Linked DNA regions of Homo sapiens: all the other regions are linked to region 2. Evidence: chromatin contacts called from ENCODE Hi-C or POLR2A ChIA-PET data. All regions are on one chromosome and are shown on one strand. Each heading gives the region's core, a stretch centred on a gene start or an enhancer-like site at or near the end of the contact. The rest is flanking DNA. Distances are from core to core; before and after follow the strand shown.

Evidence for each region. Hi-C counts contacts between places; a loop is a spot of excess contacts on that map. ChIA-PET counts read pairs that join two places held with the same protein, here RNA polymerase II (POLR2A). Pooled maps may share reads with other maps.
Region 1: a loop to region 2 is called in a map of CD8-positive, alpha-beta T cell, with 6 times the contacts of the local background. The contact joins the promoter of GPR63 here to the promoter of MMS22L in region 2. A Hi-C loop is called at or near these places in 4 of 168 maps with a recorded cell type or tissue (CD4-positive, alpha-beta memory T cell, CD8-positive, alpha-beta T cell and naive thymus-derived CD4-positive, alpha-beta T cell), 9 of 37 single-sample maps with no recorded cell type and 16 of 50 pooled maps. POLR2A ChIA-PET finds 5 or more read pairs at or near these places in 3 of 52 experiments (OCI-LY7, activated CD4-positive, alpha-beta T cell and activated naive CD4-positive, alpha-beta T cell).
Region 3: a map with no recorded cell type shows a loop between it and region 2 (15-fold over the local background). The contact joins the enhancer-like site here to the promoter of MMS22L in region 2. A Hi-C loop is called at or near these places in 1 of 168 maps with a recorded cell type or tissue (heart left ventricle), 3 of 37 single-sample maps with no recorded cell type and 3 of 50 pooled maps. POLR2A ChIA-PET finds 5 or more read pairs at or near these places in 1 of 52 experiments (WTC11).

What each region holds. Positions count from the first base shown.
Region 1 is chr6:96,836,050-96,840,270 of GRCh38, forward strand. GPR63 (G protein-coupled receptor 63) reads right to left here and starts at 1,428. Exons shown (of 2, transcript NM_030784.4): 1 at 1,219-1,428. RefSeq lists a silencer at 938-987.
Region 2 is chr6:97,280,690-97,284,524 of GRCh38, forward strand. MMS22L (MMS22 like, DNA repair protein) reads right to left here and starts at 2,527. Exons shown (of 25, transcript NM_001350599.2): 1 at 2,407-2,527; 2 at 1,625-1,864; 3 at 548-673. The coding sequence starts at 1,788. RefSeq lists enhancers at 2,104-2,363, 2,744-2,803.
Region 3 is chr6:97,667,355-97,671,185 of GRCh38, forward strand. The region is part of intron 3 of LOC101927314 (a long non-coding RNA gene); the gene reads left to right. Among named protein-coding and RNA genes, the nearest start is that of MIR2113, 360 kb to the right of the region's middle. RefSeq lists an enhancer at 855-1,713. Within about 2 kb of position 1,982, at least 5 of the 41 ENCODE cell types and tissues checked have a DNase peak (open chromatin) inside an H3K27ac peak, as active enhancers do; they include heart left ventricle, where a contact is called at or near this core.

The DNA of each region.
Region 1 (4,221 bases), core at 178-2,677, 450 kb before region 2:
TACAAAATATAGGGACTTTTCATCAGCACCTTAGATTTGTAGTTGGCAATGTGAGTGAATAAGGCAAACAGGAATAGAGGTGTGGCAGAGACCTAGGGGTGTGAGAAAATGGGGCTTCCTTTACCCACGGGACACGTGGGAAAAAAAACTTATCCACGTCTGCAATAAATGTACTTTTATGTTAGGTTTCATTAAATGAAACACGTATTACATACCTCGTCAATGGATTAGAATGTCTGAAGCAGTATCAGCTTATGCAAGAAACATGAGGTTTTTATCCATGATTCTTAGAAACACTACTCCTAGAACTGGTTGAAGGCTTCTTAATCTAAGACATAATGAAAAACAAGCTCACCCAATAAACAAAGAGAAATCCTATTTTAAAAACATATGGTTTAAACTTCATCCTACCTCACTAAAAACCTGCATGCTACTATAGGGATGCCTGTATTCCCTAAGTGTCGAGACTCAGTCTCATCCAAGACTAAACGATCTCTTTGAAAATTTGGGCAAGCCCTGGGGGAAATTTTCATAAAGATATGTTGTTGGATTTTTTTTTTAAGCACTCTGAGCCTCCACAACATATTTTATTATTAAAAAGAAGAATGTTTCCGAAAAGGGGCAGAGGAGAAAAGACTGAAATCAGGGCGACGTTGAAAACCGGCCAAGGATGCAACACACAGCGCCGCAAGCTGAACCACATGGAAGAGGGAACCTCTCTTAACTGTTGGAGCGCGAAAGGACCTTTCGCTCTCGCAAACAAGGTAAATTTCAGCCCTCAAGCAGCGAGACCACCGTGTAAAAGTTCAAGTGGAGCTCATCTCCTTCCTCTCACTCCCAGCACTGAATTCTCAACCAGAACAGCCCAGCAGGAAAGGAGCCGGCATGGGGTGCCCCTCTGCAGCCGACCGTTTTCCTAGAAGGCCTAACCGCTCAGACGGGCAGGGGAGGGGGGCGGGCGGCCCGGGAGAAACCGAGTCCCCGCCGGGTCCCCACCGTGTGGCGCCGACCGAAATAACTCCAGTCCAGCTGCAAAAACCCTCCCGAAAACCCAAGCTTCTCCGGCACAACTTCGGTCTCTCCAGCCTCATTCCTCCCCGCACTCCGCCAAACTGCTCGCCCTGCCCAGCGCAGCGGATGCAAGCGCTCCCCGCCCCGAGCGGCTACCTGTCCCGCGGGCCGGGGATCGCGGGCCGGGGATCCCGAGCCTCACCTCACCTCAAGCGAAGGGCAGCGCGCGGGCGCCCGCGGAAGAGCCCAGGGAGCATGGCTCCATGTAGTCCCTCCCGGAACTTTCCTGACATAGCACTTCTCTCCTCCGCTGCAGAGAACAACGCTGCCAGGCGGAGGAGGAAGGAGGACAACGAAGAGGAGGTGGTGGCGGCGGCGGCGATACAGGCGGCGGTGGCGGGAGCTGGAGCTGAAAGTGAGGAGCATCGCGGACGAGCGCCGCCGCCTCGCGAGCCGCCGAGGGGTTCCCGCCCCCAGGGTAACCAACGCTCCCTCTTAAAGGCGCCGGCCCCGGTTTTAGACCGGGAGGTGAGTGAGAGAAGAGAAAGAGGGAGGAGGCAAGTAAAAAGGGAGGGGGCAAGTAAAGAGGGAGGAGGCAAGTAAAGAGGGAGGAGGCAAGTAGAGACGGAGAGATCCCTGGAGGCCACGCCCGAGCTGCCCCAGGGCGGATCGCCGGCCCCTTTCGACCGCTCCCTGCCCTGAACCCCTCTATGCTCAGGTCGCATCGTTCCTCCGCCTGGGCAAAGGCATCGAGGGTACCGCAAGTGCGCCCACCCGGCACTGGGGCAACCCTCGTCGTTGGCCTGCGCCCTGCACCCCGCGCCTCGCTCCCAGACGGTCGCCCCGCCCCTAATCCCTGGCAGTCCTTTTAGGGTCCTGGTTTCCCGCTCCCACGGGCCCCCAGAGTGCACCTCCAGTGGCTACTGCCCAGTGGATTTGCGTTCCCCGAGGCTACTCGCGTTTCTTCTTTGGTTATTCTTCCTCATTTCCAACACAATGATGAGGGTCTCACGCAGGCGTCCAGAAGACTGAAATAACTAAAAGCCAGCTGGGGCCCCTAGACCAATGCTTGAAGGTGTCCCTGATGTGTGGCATGGGAGAATTGCCAGGTATCCTCCTTTACCCGGTGCTCTGTTCTCTTCCAATGGCCAATCCCCAGCTGGCCTCCCACTGGATTTCTAAAACGATTCACTTTCATCAACACATGGGCTGTAAAGATGCCAAACAACTCAGGAAGACCCCCCAGAAAAAGTATCATCTTGAGACAGTGGAAAATGCTGCTTTCAGTGACAAGTGATATTTTCAGCTATTATCAACATATGTGATCATTACTGAGGCCACAGCCTCAGGTGGTGATGCCCAGGAGGCTCCCAGCATCAGCAGCTATCGTCACCCTAGGAAGAGACCACAGCAGCAGTGGGCATGAGCAGCAGAGGGTTGCTACTGTCCACGGACTTGTTTTTCTACCTCATAGTTCCAACCCTTGCTTCTTGGACCTATGGGACTTCAGTATAGTGTTGTGCAGTTTGTACTCTGCACTGTGTCCTCTGTCTGAGGAGGTGGGCAGGCAATTTGGAGTTAAGATCTAGCCTGGGTTCCAGAGCACCAGTCCTAGCACCAAGCTCGGAGAGAGTGGCATTTCCTCATTCACACAAAGGCACTTGCATATCACTACCCTGAGACTGAACCAGAACATCTCAGTTCTTTGCCTCCTGCCACCTACAGCTGTGAAAGAAGCACTTGTGTTGAACTTGTAGAAGAATAAGGCAAGAGGAGACTATACAAAAGGTTGAAGAAACTTCTGTAACCAGATGGAGACGAAATAAGCCCTGGGCTCAATAAAAGCAGGAGACATGGTCTTGCCTGGACCAAACTTTTAAGATGGGAAAGGAGATTATCAGCGAGCAAAAGTGAAGTCAGGATAGTTGGATGTGGCCAGCACACAACTCAAACTGAGTTAGCAAAACCTGCAGCAAAGGGCATTGGAATTTATTGGTTCATATGTTTATAAATCCCATAAGTAGAACTGGCGCGCGCACACACACACACACACACACACACACACACACGTTCTTAGAAATCCTTTTTACTCCAGATACTCAAAGAGCATCAGGACTCAATTTCTCTCCCTGTCTTCATTGTGCTTTCACTGCACTGGTTTTATTTCTCTAAACAGAGGGAAGACCTACATCTCCAGTCTTAACATCCAACCTCCTTAGCAATTAGTCGCATCAGAAAGAAAGCAAGCTGAAGAATGTCTCACCAGACCCACGTGGATCCTGCGTTCATCTCTGAACTAACCATTGTAACTATGGGATGGAATGCACACTGCCAGGCTGGGGTTATTTGCCTTTATCTACAAAAAGGTCAAGGGAAATAATTGTATGTACCCTTCATATATACCCAAACCACAGGGACCGAGTAGAAAGAAAGAGGTTTCCCAAAGGAAAATTAAAGTGTTGTTAATAAAGAAGGCAAAAGAATGTTGAGTAGATAAAGACTATAAATGCCCACTACAATCCCCATTCCCCAGTATACACACATCACCACCACTGTCACCAAGGGGACTGACCACCTCTCTGCTCCTTTACCAACAGTCTCAGGATCAGAAGAATGAGAATGCTGATGGGTCATGGAGGTGCTAGTAATTGAGCCAACCAGCCACATCCTTTGGCCTCAGAGCCACTGAGAAGATCCTGAGTGACATTTGTGACATTTCACAAACCACCTGCAAACAAACAATATATAAACCATGATTGTATTCAATTATTTTTCCCTAAATTATAAACCTGCCTCCATGTACCTCAAGCCCACATTCATTGTTAGGCCTTTTTAGTTATGCAATCAATTTAATTTGATAAGAGCTCATGGAAATTCCCTGATATATATATATATATTCAACTTGGGGGAAAAAAAAGTGGCCTACGAATAATCACATTTCAGTATCCAAGTGCCAAAGAGCCCAGCTTTGTTTTTAAACTTCAGTAACTTTATCTTTTCAGAGAGAAAGATGTTATCTTTCTCTCTGAAAAGGTGTTTATTTTGCCTACCAAAAAGTGACAAAAAATTTCAGGCTTTTTTTGTCTCACACAAGAACTTTTCTTTTACAGTAGTTGCTAAAAAAAAAAGTTTTGTATTTTTTTCTTCATTTGTGCATTTTATAGAAATCCTCATATATCATAGAAATTTAGACTAATAAACTGGAAGAGA
Region 2 (3,835 bases), core at 1,277-3,776:
CTAGGATTTCCTTACAAATACTTAGGCCAAAAGAAGAGGAGACAAGACAGATGAAGGAAATGTAATAAAAAGTTGTTGTTTACTGCAACTGAAGGAGGGTATATGGATGTTCATTATATTATTATTTTGTGTATGCTTAAAATTTTTCATTAAAAAAATTTTAAATGTTGTCCAAATAATTAATATTTCTATTACACAGTCTAAACAATTTATTTGTTAAGACCATACTCTAAAGATCACTGAAAGACTATGGCTATTGCACAACAAAAATATTTTAATTTTCTTCTAAAAATTATAGTTCAAAGCCTTAAATATTTGTCAATACATGTGTCAAATGCAAAGAATAAAGATTCTGAAAACGCAACTCATTAAAACCATTACTCATCAGGCATTGCTGCTTGATTATTGTTACTGGTAAGATAATCAAGTGAGCAACCAGCACAATTCCTCTGGTCTTTTGTAATATCAGTATTAGAAGCCACCCAACAACGTAATTTACAAAAGTGAACAACACCTACACTCACAGAAAGTTATAACGAAGAAATACCTGAATAAATGAAAGAGTTCTCTAGATGAATTCACTAATGCTGTTTCAGTAACCCACTGAATGCCAAATATTTCCAAGGTATCTTCTTCAAAATTAGTTGGTAAAGGGTCAAGATTCAAAATCAATCTGAAATGAAAATTGTTTCAATCTCATAAAAAGTATACTAAGTACCATAATACGACGGCTCTTTTCTTTACATTATTTGAATCCATATTATACATGACATGTATAAAAAGTCAGAAAATGCCTTGGTACTTTACACATTCAAGATTACAATAGCTAGACTGTATTAAAACGTCAATCTTCTATATTGATAAAATGTACGACTAAAGTGTAATGTAACTTAAGAGGAAAAATCAACAAGAATTCTAAAAAACATATTTCTGCCTGTCTTCACCAGTAGTCTTCAGTTGTAGAATTTCATCCTTTGAGGGGACATTTAATTTTAAAACTGCTAACAGTTATTCTGAGCCATGTCTGGAGAATAGTATCCAACTAATGAAGTTGAGTATTCTATTTAAGATTTCTAACAAGGTACAACTATAAGGTCAACAAAAATAGTTTCCTCACTGAAACTGCCTCAGCAGGTATTACCAAAATATTTCAAGAACAGTTTTACTGTAATATATATGTACCTGCCCAAGGCAAAATAAGTCTATACACTTCTATATGTGCAGGTAGGATTAGAAGGAACAGGGGCAATAAAAAATGTTTGTCTCTCTTAAATATTACTGGAAAGCTCTAGAATATTATCACACTCTTTAGAAGGAAATACTACTGCAAAAGGCTCAGATAGTTAGGAATTCATTTTAAGTAGAAGAAAAATTAGTGCCCAGCTCCCTACAGTAAGGGAACATCAGTTACCAAGGAAGTTTTCCCTAATACCCCAAATACTTTAGATATGCCCTTACCAAGAAGCCAGCAGAACTGATAATCATTTGTACCCTTATGATATACTAAGCTGATTTATAAAACACGACTTGGTGAACACCAAAGTTTAATGGGCTGAAATAACTAACATTCCTAAAAAACTGGTGAATAATCAGATGAGGGAAAATGTCTCTGAGTTTTACCTACCGCTTAAGGGCTCCGCTGCAGAGGTAGGATTCTCCAGAAAAATGTTTTCCTCCTCCTCTGTTGTCAACAGCACAAGAAAAGTAAGGAGGTTTGCACCATTCCGTCCCCAGCTCCAGCTCTAAGCTGTCAGTCAGGAACGTCGATGCAGCAGAACAGTTCTCCATTGTTTACTTCATGTTCTGAAACACTTGGGGTTCGTCGTATCATTAAGGGCTCCAAAGAGAAGGTGTGAAGAGATTCCTGTTGGGGGGGGGGGGGTGGGGCCGAGAGAGTGGGGATTACTTCAGAAAGTTCTCAAGACGTCCGCCAGCAGGAAGGAAAAACAAACGAACAAACCCAGAGGCCAAATTCCCAATTCCCCCTCGCCCTCCGTCCATCAAGGCTGTCAGAACTTAAGACAAAATGCACAACCAACTGGCTGTGGCAGGGACCTCGAAATCCGGCCACTAAGTCGGGCTCTGCAGCCCAGGACAAGGTGAAAAGCAAAGAAATGTCTGCAGGACATAGCGTCCCGGGCTTGCCTAGAACTGCGCCCTCCGCAACGTTTCTAAACCACTCTCCGCCCGTTTCCCAGCAGCAGGGTGGAGAACGCTCCCTCCCCGGCTCGGGGTGGAAATTAGGAAAGCAACCCCTAGGGCCAACCCCGACCCTCCAAGGAGGAGGCGAGACCCACCAGGCCCACGCCTGGCAGCACTCGGGCGGAGAAGGCGGGGTGCCGGTATCCCGCGTACCCGGCTGCAGCAAGGACCCGGGGCGTCGGTTACCCGCGGTGCCTGTCGTACCCGCTCACATTTCCAGCTCCCGAAACCTGCCTCCTGTGACCCAGACCACCAACAGGAATCTTTGGGGTCTAAACCGCAAACAGGCGAAATTCCCGCCACCGCGCGCCCGCGCTCCGGAAAGGCGGGGCCACGGCGCAGCCCTCCCCCGGCTACCAATCGCCTCGCGATATCTGCGCGGAAACAGTCGGAGCCCCACGAATTCTCGCGAGAGTCCGTCAGTCCGGGACGAGGTACTGAGAAACTTTTTTTTTTGTACCTTTAATTGGTGCGTTCGGCTGAAAGGCGGGGCCTGGTAAAAAAAAAAAAACAGAACTGCTGCTGAGGCGGAGGAGAGGACTTAAGGACTATGGGTTTATCCTCTGGCCGGACCAAAGAGAAGATATTTACTCCAGTGAGTGCGAAGTGAGTGCCTCGTTCACACCCACAGTCGCGCCGTCCCCTCTTCCCGCTCTGGGGCCAGCAACTCTTGTTAGAATGCAGATGCCTTTTGTCCATGGACTGTGAGGCAGGCAAGTGCAACAATTAATTTTCTCTGTAACAGATGGAACAAGTAGACAGAAAATTAGTATGGATATGGAAAACTTGGAAAGCACTAACCAACTTGACCTAATTGACGTTTATAGGTGACCAACCCAACAATAGCAGAATACACACTCCTGTCAAGTGCACATGAAACATTCACTAAGCGATACCATATTCCGAGCCATAAAACAAATGTCATCAACTTTAAAAAGATTTAAATCGTACAAAGTGTATAGTCTGATCATAATGGCATTAAACTAGAAATAAAGTAGATACTTGAAATACTCTAAATATTTGGAAATTAAGAATCATACTTCTAACTAACCTGTGAATCAGGAAAAATCACAGGAAAATTAGAAAATACGTTGAATTAAATTAAAATGAAAACACTAAAATTTGTAACAGTACCTGCTTACATTAAAAAGAAGAACTCAATTCAATAAACTTTTGTCTTAAGTAACTAGAAAAAACCCCCAGCATATTGAAACCAAAGCAAGCAAAATGAATGAAATGATAAATAGTAGAAATAAATGGGATGAAATAAATGGAAGGAAATACATGCAAAAGTTGTTTTTCTAAAAGAGCAATATAATTGATAACCCCCCTACCCAAACTGATAAAGAAAATAAACAAATTATCAGTATCAGGAATTAAAAAGGTTTCATCACTATGAAATTTAGTCATTAAAAGGACAAGGATATTAAAAGAACATTATGAACATTTTTATGCCAATAAGCATAGGTGAAATGGACAAATTCCTTAAAAGACGCAAACTGTCAAAAATCAACAAAAGAAGAAAATTTGAGTATCTCTGTATTTATCGTAGTACTCAGAATCTTTGGTTAAGCCTCCCTCCTCTCTCTCTGCACACACACACACACACACACACACACACACACACACACAC
Region 3 (3,831 bases), core at 732-3,231, 390 kb after region 2:
AATTATTTATTGAATGCTTACCATGTGCTATTCATTGTACCCCAAATTTTAGTGTGTTATCTCATTAATTCTCATAGCAACACTATAAGGTAGATTTTTTTCCCCATTATAGATTAGAGAACCAAGTTTAGAATAGTTAATGTCAGGGTTAACTTACCTAAGGCCATGCAGTTAGTAACTAGAAGACTAAGTCTTTCTGACCCCAAAATCCCTTTGCCCATGTGCTTTTTTTGCTTGACTTCTTTGTTCCTTAGATAATCTTATTTTATTTATTTTTAAATAATAATAATATGGACTCAGTAAGATTATGTAGGGCACTGTATAGGTAGGAAACTGTTTAAACACGTATTTATATATAAAATGATAGAGCTGAATTTGATTATCCTCACACATCTATTAGTCTATAAATTGATGTCAAGAAATAGAGAATTTCAGCCAAGCAGGAATTTCTCTGAGAGAGGTTTGGTAATATTCATGGAGTCTAAAAAAAGGGGGAAAGAAACCAGGTTGGCAAACAAACAATAAAGGGACTAAAAAGGGGTGCCTTTTCTATGTAAAATCAAGAAATTAGAAAACTTCCTATTTTAACACATTATTAAAAATCACTTATTTTCTCATGATTTTCATTATAACAAAAAATCAAATCCAGAATCCTTTAGCAGGCATTCAGGATGCAGGGCCTCCTGATGCCAGAGTTAATAGCTTGTGATGAGAAACTGGCTGCCATGATCATATGTGGTTTGTGGGATCAGAAGTATGTTTGGTGTACTCATTTTCTAAATTAAATCTGTCCGGTCTGGATATCAGAAAGTAGGTTATCATTGATAATTCATTATCATACGTCTCAAATGATATTCCATGGAAGCCTTGGCCTTTTAAGATAGATAACAAAATAGTAGTAAATATTATCATTAGGTAAAAAAGGGGACGGCTCTGTGCCTTGGATATCTGTAGTAGGACCATTATCATTGTAGGAATGTGTTGAGAGAAGCTATTGGCATGCTAAAAATACACTACTTTAATAATAATCCATGCATAAAGGACCAAGAGAGAAGATATGGCAGAGAACTAATGAATTCTGGATCTTTTCCATATTTACCATTTCCACCAAAAAAATTAAATGCCGAATATTAAATTATAATGTTTAAACATAAAAAGTGAAATCTGTAATGTTAAAATGAACTTGAATCATGTAAATGTTAAATTTTTATTTAAAATGCGTCTCATTTTATTTATATTCAAAACAGATGCATGATTTTAAATACAGGGCGGTTGTAATATTCTAAGCACATATTTTAGGGACTTCCTCCCTTTTCCAAATCTCACTCAAGTGGAACATACACTCATTTCTGTAACAAAAATTCTTTCTACTCTATTGGCAAAATGAATAGCATCAACTCAAAATATTTAAAAATTTAGTCACATCCACATCCTGCAGCCTATAAGGAGCTTTCACGCTTTTGGGCTCGCTTTAGATCTTTAATACCCTTTCCTTTTGTGTCAAGGAGCTCACGAGGCGTAAAGAAGCACTGATAAACCCACTTAGATCCCTTCCTGGGCCGTCACCTCTCGCTGCCAAGCGGCTTTAGGTGGTAACTGATCTGTGACAGGCTGCCAGTCAAACAGAGCATTTCTGAAAGCTGACACAAAAGACTGAACGCTGGAGAATGGATAGGAAAAATAAGAAAAGGACCCAAACTGTATCAGTGCCCCCCACTCATCTCGGTCTGTTCCTCTTCGCTACCGCCCCCACCCTCTGGCCCACCCCTACCCTCCCTAACCTTTTTTGGTTGGTTTTTCTCTCTTTTCTTTTCTCATCCTCTTCCCTCCCAACCGCCCGCCTCCTCCCTCCCCCAGTTCCCTTTCCCAGAGCACAGCCTTTCCCCCCTGCTCTCTCTGGCTGGCTCCTTCTTAGTCAGGTTCATGGCAGGGGCAGCGTAGAGTGGAGAGATAGAGATCAGCAGCCCTTCCAAGCGGGGACTGCCCCAGTGCACTGCTGATAATAGAGGCAGAAGTGAGAGTGACAGTCAGATGGAAACTGACACAGGCCTTCTGTCAATGCCGCAGCTGCCCGTGGGACTGAGGAGGAAAGAGAGAGAGAGGGAGGGAGGGAGTTGAGCTGAAATGTCAGTGCCGATAACTGCACCAGCTCGCTATTTTTCTATGTAGGTGTCGTTCTATTCCACATGTGAGGCAAGGTTTTTTCCAACTCCGCAGCGCTTGCTGTTTCTTCTTGGCTGCTGTGAGTGTGTGAAGGAGCAGCTTACTTGGTGAAATCCTCACTTAATTTCTTCTGGTGCTGTGGAGCCCCGTTGTGTGATTGTGTTTGACAGTTTTTGTTCTCACAGCCTTTTGAGCATTTTAAAGATTGATAAATCTTGTCATATGAGAACCCCGAATGATGCCCGAATATTTCACATTCTTACAGCTGTAGATCGTTTCTGTATTTTCCTACATTAAAATAAGGCAAGAAAATATTAACTGAGAAATATGGGCAGTGACTCATTTTTCTGCCCAGGAGAAGGTTATGCTGAAAATGTCCCCAACAACAGACTTTTTATCTTGACTTTGGGACCTCTCTGGAGAGAACTTTAGGGTAGCTCTTCTTGTGTAATTAATTGTTTTCTTGAATTTTAAGAGTCGTAGTGGTACCATTGTTTATCAATAGATCCCATATTTCTATTTCTGAAGGTGAACTATTTTTAAATAAAATGACCAAAATGTATCTCTCTTTCTCTCTCTCTCTTTCTCTCTCTCTCTCTCTCTCTCTCTCACACACACACACACACACACCACACACGAAATAAAATAACAGTGACTGATGGTAACTATAGTTTCAGTTATACAACAAAGTGATAAAATCCATGAAGATACTTCAGTTCTGCTGAATCTCTACTTAACATCTCCAGTGGTTCAGAATCTCTACAAGGCTAGTAGCAGCTTAAAGTTTGAAGGATTTTTGTAACCCAAAAAATCAGGATCACCTGACATTTTACCCTGAGCTCAGTCCATTACAAATCATTTCTTCTTTTCTTTTTGAGAAAGTTACCAGCTGGGATCTTCTTTCTTGGCTATACTAAGGGCAAACCAAAAATCTGCACTAAAAGGGATGGGTGCAGATGAACTCATTTCACTATTGCGTATTTAAATAAAGGTAAGTGATAATAAACATGTTAGGTGATAGGTGATATAAAGATTATTATCCTGACAATCACCTCTTTCTAGGATGTTGCATTATGGAAGCATTGTGAGACACAGACACACACACACACACACACACACACACACGAGGGAGGGAGGAAGCAAGGGAGAGAGAAGATATCCCATGGGGGAATATTGATTATTTTTAATAGCCTGATTTAGCTTCTCAATTTAGTTTTTATGTCTTTTTCCTCTTAAGTAGATCTTTCAGGTGTATGTTTTATTCAAATTACAGTGCACCAAGGAGTATAGCTCAAGACAAAGTGAAATTATGTGGATTTAGAAAAAAAGGATCAAAATTATGGTTAGAAGAACTATATACATTTATAATTTTGCAGTACTGATATTTTATTTGATAGCATCTGTCAGAAACCATTAATCAAGTATCTGTATTTACATGGTGCTATACAACATTATGCAAATGGAGAGGCAAGAAAAGCAAGCCTAGGCTACCAGGGAGCTTTTTTCTCTAAGACATATAGAATTAACAAAGTTTTACACACAAGGCACAAAGACTAGAAGACAGCCACTAGCTAAGTGTATAAACTAAATTAACAATTGCATGCAAATAACATTCTATGCCAATGGGTCAGTGAAGAGAGTAGAGGGAACAGTTAGAATCATCATAGA